Linked DNA regions of Mus musculus: all the other regions are linked to region 2. A link is a loop called in an ENCODE intact Hi-C map of the cell type or tissue named here. Cell type or tissue: left cerebral cortex. All regions are shown on one strand.

Region 1 (2,500 bases), 67 kb before region 2:
GGCTGGGTTCTGATGCTATTCTGATTTGCCTAAGTATCTGCACAAGGGGATTTTTCCCAAAGGGTGATTTGGGAACTCTACCCATCAGAATTCCCTGGGGTGCTTGCATGATAGATTAAGGATCTGGATGAGTCAGAATCTTCCAGAAAAGCAGGAGAGACCATTTTTCACAGGCACTGTCCCGAAATTCTGACACCCCTTAAATTCTGAGAAATGGGTGGGTTCTCAACATTTGCTTCAATTTATACTCTGCCAAAGAATTACACAAAACATCAGGGTATGGGTCCTGCCCTCCAGAATTACTGATTTAACACTTTGAGGTAGATCTGAACCTTGGAAATGTTTTAAAGCTCTCTGAATGATTCACAAATGCTGTACATATTTTAAGACTGCTGAATAAGAGGGGGGTATGTATAGGAGTGCATTGACAGCATGCACGTGAAAAGAGGACTTCAGACATGGAAGCCCATTCGAGAGAAGAGAATGCACAATTCAAATGAGCAATTGGGGGGGGGGGAGGCACGGGGAAGTGGAGTTTTGTCCCTGTGTGACAACGACAGAGTTCACAGTGGTAGAAAATGGAAAAACATCAAAAGGTACTCCACATCTATAATCACAAGCAAATGGGAACGAAGGATACCCGCATTCATTAGTCTTCTGTTGCTATAGTAAAATACTCTGACAAAAAGCAATTCAGAGAAGAAAGGGTTTATCTTGGCTTAGGGTTCAAGTGGGATAGACTCCATCCTGGTAGGGAGGGAAGCTATGGCTTCAGGGGCTTGCTGCCAGTCTGCTAGGCAGGAAACAGAGGGATCACATTTCATCTGCACACTGGAAGCAGAGATTAAGAACAGGAAGAGTGGGCCAGGCCATAAACCCTCAAAGCCTGCCCCAGTGACATACTTCCTCCAGCAAGGTTCTTAGAAGTTCCATAACCTTCCCTAACAGCATTGCTAACTGGGGGATCAAATGTTTACACACGCGAGCATATGGGGACATTTCTCTTTCACCCACACAACCTGAAAGTCAACTTATGTTTTCCTTCCTGGTTGCATAAGAAATAAATCTTTTTTTTTTCCTGCTGAGACAATTCCCTCATTTCCTTTTAAAAATGGCCTCTGTCTCTGCCTTAACTGTAACTTCATGCCGAGTGGTTGGATGTGTCAATGAAGAAGTGCTAAGGGCCAGTTACTAAGTGTCAGGAGTGTGTCAGGCGCTCCCAGGGGGTTGCCCAGCCAGTGAGTGGGATGGGACACACATTGTGAATATATGGTACTCAGAGCTCCTCTCCTACCCCATAACGCTGGATCATTTTGTATTTGTCTGCTCAGTTTCCACTCTCATCCCCAACGCTCCCAGCCTTGAAGAGCATCTAGATGCTGAACTGGGAAGAGAGAGAAGATACCAGAAAACTGTGCTGTCTGCCTGTGTTGTGGGGGAGTATCCAAGAGATAAGAAAGAGGGTGTGGCCAAGTGTCACTATGAATAGTGAAGGGAATCTCTCCTGAGACTCTGAGATATCTAAGAGGATTGTGCTGCCTTTTAAGTACTTTGGTTTGTTTCCTGAATTGATCCTGACATTGGCCGCCCCAAGTACATGAGATTTGGAAGTTCCAGGCCCACCCCAGGGACTTTCTGCTTCCCTTGTAAATTAGATGCAGAGTTCTTGGGCCAAAATACCACACATTTATGTAAATGTCTATTCATAAGCTGCCAAGAATGACTATATATATTTGACTAGTCAATTTTTTTCAGTACCATAAGAGAAAAAAAAAACGAATTTAACTAGGCCAAATCTATCTCGCACTGACTCAACCTCTTGTGAGAAAAATTAACTCTGTGTGCATCGAAAATCAGCGGTTTTCAACTTGTGGGTCATGACTTCTTTGTGGCTCAAACCACCCTTTCAGAGGGTTCGCCTGGAAAAGACATGAATATTTACGTTACAATTCGTCACAGCAGCAAAATTACAGTTATAATGTAGCAATGAAAATGATTTTATGGTGGGGGGGGTCACCAAAACATGAGGAACTGTATTAAAGGGTTACAGCATTAGAAGGTGGAGAACCACTGGTCAAAATAATCAGAGACGAGAATGAAAGAGGAGAGTGCTTCAAGCTGCTTAGGATCAGAGTCTGTTAATGTTGCCCTGACACTGGTCAGATCATCCCACATGTCCCCAGCTCCTCACACGTCAGTCAAGGCTGCATGACGACGCCACGTTCATGGTTCACTTCAACAGCAAGACATCCATCACTTAAAGTTAGCACACTCTCCTAGATTCCCCTCTTGTGTTTTGTATGTTGACGGGCATGCCCTGAGATACAGACTGCATCCAGATCTCAGGACATCAAGGCCAGCCCAGACTCCGAAATCACCGTTTAGATGACAACCCCCAAGAGCATCCTGATTTAGGCTGTGGCACGGGTGAGAACCCCACTTTTGACCTGTTAAGCCACTAAGCACTTGAGGATCATTTGTTGCTGAATCTTAACACAGC
Region 2 (2,500 bases):
CCAACAAAATAAAAAATGCATAAACAAATCTTGGAGCACTGCATGATAAAATGCCACTTAAAATGAATTACAACAACCATTTCATGAAAAGGAAAACTATTTCACTATATAAGTTTTTTTTTTTAAGCTGATGCTAGCCCAGTGTGTAAAGTGCAATGAACCGGTGTTTGTACACTGTCCTGTGTGTTATTTGTATGCAGGAAGAGGTTTGGAATCGATCGCTCTGAAATGTCAATAGTTATTTTAAGAAGAAGAATTGTGGGTGCGTTTGATTTTCTCCTGTGTGTATCTTGCTATCAATCTGTAATTTTCTAGCACAAATATGCCTTCCCATTGTTACCAGAGAAAACATTGCTTTGGCAGGATGACCTTGAATAGTTTACATTAAAAGGGAAATAAATAACATTTAAGTACTAGCACTGGGCTGTCTCCTAGATCTCGGATAACTAATAGACATCTTTAAATAAGGGGGGAGGGGGAGCAGCAGACTTCATTCTAGGACTGGTGCTTTCTGCTCATCCCTAACCCTTGAACGAACCTTTCTTTTTGCTAGAGAGGAAAACTGTGCCTTGCTATGGCACGCATGCGCTCTATCGCTAAGCTGAGCCCCTATCCCTCCATTTGTGCTTTCCCATCGAGAAAACCAAACCCATTCTGGGAGCTGGTTAATAACTGTCTGAATCAGGCCCCGTGCCTCCTGTCCCAGGATTCAAGGCTATTTCCACCACTTTGCCCTTTGCCTAGACCACAGCCACATCACCGGGATAATACTGTCATCAAGAGCGGTCATCCAATACATTTGGAGAGTTCCATCAGTGCCCTAAAAATAGCTTGGCAGCCTGGAGGCTCACTGTGTACCCGCTTGAAACTCAAGTGCGCCCTGAGTTGAAAAGGGAAGCCACACACGGTGGGTTAATATGCTCGGAGTCTCTTCCCAGCCTTCCAAATTTAAACAGAAATTCAAGCGTGCTCACGGCTGCAGCAGAGGGAGACTGTTTGCAAGGTGAAGTTAACAATGAACTTTCTTGTACCCCCTCACTTTCATTTTAACTCTGTCTGATCACTTAAATAACTCCACCCTGCCTTCCGATGTGAAAAACGCTTGACATAAAATCGGTGCTGTGGCTTCGATAGTTACACCTGTTCATTTCAAGCCATCTTACCAACCTAGCTAAGGCAGAATGCAACAGGAATAGATTTCTCCAAGACAGAGCTGAGCTGCCTGACCTCGCTATCCAACTGCCAGTTCTGTGCACAAAAATACCAGCCTGGCCTACTTTGCATGTGTGTTCTCTGTGACTACGGATTACCAGCCGGCTCAGAGAAACAGGTGCAACTGCTTAGAGCTGTTCTATAGGCGAGAAAACCTGTGAGGCAGCCTCACTTAGAGGGACTCAAAGCAGGACAGGCTATTTCCAAATTACCCAAAGAGGCTTACCTCAAAAAATGCTAAGTAACTGGCTTAAACATTCCACAAGCAGTGAGTTCTCTCCAGAATATATTAGTTCATATCAAGCATGGGACAGGGGTTATATATCTTAAAGAGAGGATTTTCAGTAAATATTTAGTGTGTGTGTGTGTTTTCCAGGGTATGGATGAACATGTGCACATGGAGGTTGACCTCCTAGCCTTTAACTCACCTTGGTTTTGTTTCCTTTTCAGGGTCTCTCTCTGGCTTGAAACTCACAAACTAGACTAGGCTAGCCCCCTAGTAGTCACCACCTCCCAAATGCTGGGATGGATCAAAACTTAGCTCTATACACCTAGCTTCTGCACACGACTCTACAGGTGAGACATAGGTCCTCCTGCTTGCGAGGTAAACCCTCTACAGATTGAGCTAATCACTCCAGACCCCCATTGTCAGGAGATTATCTCTTTAGTACTGTAAGGTTCAGCACATGGTTTTGAGGACCTGAAGCAAGAGCAAGAGAGTGTCCCGACACTGGGGTAGATTTTCTAAATCCAGGAAGAAATGATGTTTCTCAACCTTCATGAAATGTTACACTTTTTTTTTCCCTCTTCAAAATTCTCCTAAACTTGTGTAAGCCTGGAGTTGCCATTCATGATGAATTAAAAAGGAAGAAGAGGTGAGGAAAGAGAAAAAAAATAGATAAAATGGGTGTTCAACCATTGTGGTTTGGTTCTGGCCTTTAACAGATAAAGATTTTGAACATGGAAGGTGATTTACTGTAAGTAGCTTACTGTAATAAAATGGTATCAATTCTGCCAAGGAGTGGTAACCAAGGACTCGGGCCATCCATGTGCGCTAACTTGGATATGGCAAGCTTGGAACTTATTTCTAACTTGTACAGTATTTTTTACTTTTTCTCTTCAAAGAAGCACACAAGGCATGCAGGTATCCACATCTCTTCTGCCAAAAGCAGCCGGAAAGAGAAAAGATTCTTCACGTACTGTTATTGCAAGCCTGAATCTGTGATGGGCCTTTGTACAGAAATATTTGGTACTTAATAATCTTGAAGTCTGGATTCAGATCCATCTC
Region 3 (2,500 bases), 220 kb after region 2:
GCATGGGGCTAGCCTGAGCTACATTAGCAAGACTGTGTCTCAAAAAGGGAAAAAAGTCAAAGATGTTATATTTCTCTCCGTGCTTCCATCACATGTATTCTAAGTGGAGATCCAGGGAAACTGCTATTTAACAAGGTAATCCATCTAGTCTTTCATTTGACCCGTCATCTGACTTAATATAATATTTGTATTAATTCTTTGAGAATTTCATATATGCTTACAAAGTATTTTGATCATATTTATTTCCCCCTACCCCCAACTCCTTTTCCTAACTCCCTCTAGATTCACCATTTTCCTTTCCACCCCACCCCCAACTTCCTGTGTACCAGTGACTTTAAATAAACAAAACCCAGATCGGGTAAGTAAGATGGCTCAACACCAAGCCTGATCAACCAGGGTTCCATTCCCAGGGAAGAAGGAAAGAGACGACTCCTGTAAGTTGTCCTCTGACCCCTGCACAAGCCTCATGAGATGCATGGGCACCTGCATAAATGAACAATCACAACTTCTTTTGTTAATGTATCTGAGCCTGGTAGTAAACACCTGCAATCCCAGATCACGGAAGGTGGAGGCAGATAGGTCAGGAGTTCAAGGTCATCTTTGGCTAGATTGTGATTTCCAAGCCGATGTGGTACACAGGGAGTTGGGGGTGGGGTGGAAAGGAAAATGGTGAACCTAGAGGGAGTTAGGAAAAGGAGTTGGGGGTAGGGGGAAATAAATATGATCAAAATACTTTGTAAGCATGTATAAAATTCTCAAAGAATTAATACAAATATATTAAGTCAGATGACGGGTCTCTGAAAAAATAAAAATCTGAATATAGATAATGGATTTCTGCAAAGGCAGCTTTAAAATCAGCAGATACAGGCTAGAACTGTGCCCCTGGCATTGGCTGCTGACTTCTTGCTAAATGCAAACAGCTTTTCTGGGGTCTCTTTCTTTTCTCTCAGAGGAATTTCCGTACAGCCCAAGTGACATCATCCTATTTAAAGGTTCATCTCAGCCCACAGGACAGGACGACTATTCCCACACTTATGCCCACACTGCAAGCGCCAAGTGGGGGTGTGTGGGCAAAATACACACACACACACACACACACACAGAGGAGTATGCAGCCCACCCTGCTTGCATTCTCCAGTTAGTATTTCTGCCACAAAGCCTCGACTTGGGAAATTTTAACAGATTCGTAGGTATTTCATGTGTTCCAATAAATCTAGAGCTAAATCCTGCCTGAGCAGTCCGTCAGTACTAAACCAATGAAAACATTTGGCACCAGAGAATCCTTCCTCAACCCCCACCCCCACCCCCATCCCAGGGCCTTCCTCCCTCTTTCACTGGGTTTCGGGTGGGATCCATCTTGCTGGCTGCTGCCCACTAGGTGCCAAGCCACAGAGGTCTGTAACAGGTACAGAAAAAAAGAAGGCAGGAAAGCTTAGCTCCTCCGCTGCGTGCGGGGGCAGCCCGAAGAGATTCAATTCAGGGAAGGTCTAATCAGTTTGGTTTCAAGTCCACTGTTCGGCAAAAGCCCCGGAATGCTAATTGGAAAGTAACCTTGGAAACCGGAGCCTGGTACCCAGCGAATGTTGTACAAATGTGGCTGGACCTCCGAAGGGCACGTCCAGGGCAGCATTTCACAGGCTCCAGGCGCCTTTGTGTGGGAGATTTTATTTTCCACATTTATCTCTGTAAACCCTCTCTGTCGGCTGTCACCTACTGAATATGTCAAAGTCCCCAGAAGATGGGATATGGTTTGTCCATTGCTGCGACATCTCCCAGCCTGTTCCTAAAATACGGAAGCCACAAAACAGAGTGCCTGCAAAGCAGAAGTGTCTCGGATGATGGGGGAGGGGACTGCCCCTCTGTGGCTGTGTGGATAATGATGTGGTTATGAGGAAGCCTAGTATTCTGTGGCTCTCAGTGTGTCTGTCACTGAGGCCTGGGATACGGCCTGACATGCAAAGCTTATGCTGTGTGTCCTCTATGAGTTTGAGCAGGTCCCCCAAATTTCATCTCAGTAACATGACAGAAATCATTTAGGATCCCGGGGAGAAAAAAAAAATTGATTAGTCTCAAGAACTATGAAACCATTTCTGCTTGACCCCAGAATCCTGAAGGAGTCAGGATGCTCCTCCTTAGGAAAAACAAAAACAAAAACAAAAAACAAAGAACAAAAGTGCAGTAAACTGTAGCTCCGGGAGAGGAGACTTCCGCCTCTCAGAGGCTCAGAGATACACATTCTGAATAAGAGAAGAGTCTTTTCTATTCACAGCGATTCTGTGCTGAATAGAGATTATGTAAGTGCTTGAAAATAGCTGTTTTAAAAGACAACTGCAGATTAAAACTTCCTGACTTTGACATCTCATCATACCGAGTTGTTTATGAAAATAAGATTATGCTGTGCTCATTAGCATTTGGCACTTATATAAGGTTTCAATCCTTGTGTTTGGTACGGAAAACACACAAACTACTCTATCTCCCCCAGTTTCTTAGTTTCCTATTA

What was found. Peaks named below come from ENCODE experiments on the same cell type or tissue, not always from the same donor. Only the 100,000 strongest peaks of a DNase experiment are listed, where the experiment ranks them.
Region 1: it touches region 2 in a loop (2.6-fold over the local background); 8 of 42 quality-filtered maps call a loop at or near these places.
Region 3: a loop joins it to region 2, with 1.8 times the contacts of the local background. A loop is called at or near these places in 5 of 42 quality-filtered maps.

What each region holds. Positions count from the first base shown.
Region 1 is chr13:46,345,559-46,348,058 of GRCm38, forward strand. No RefSeq gene overlaps it. Among named protein-coding and RNA genes, the nearest start is that of Rbm24, 71 kb to the right of the region's middle. In left cerebral cortex, no CTCF peak of the experiment used is centred here; DNase peaks (open chromatin) are centred at 1,124 and 1,530; H3K27ac peaks cover 942 bases.
Region 2 is chr13:46,412,979-46,415,478 of GRCm38, forward strand. No RefSeq gene overlaps it. Among named protein-coding and RNA genes, the nearest start is that of Rbm24, 4.1 kb to the right of the region's middle. In left cerebral cortex, no CTCF peak of the experiment used is centred here; a DNase peak (open chromatin) is centred at 1,304.
Region 3 is chr13:46,632,442-46,634,941 of GRCm38, forward strand. All of the region lies in intron 7 of Cap2 (CAP, adenylate cyclase-associated protein, 2 (yeast)), which reads left to right. Among named protein-coding and RNA genes, the nearest start is that of Fam8a1, 36 kb to the right of the region's middle. In left cerebral cortex, no CTCF peak of the experiment used is centred here; DNase peaks (open chromatin) are centred at 1,079, 1,559, 1,796 and 2,273; H3K4me3 peaks cover 266 bases; H3K27ac peaks cover 2,104 bases.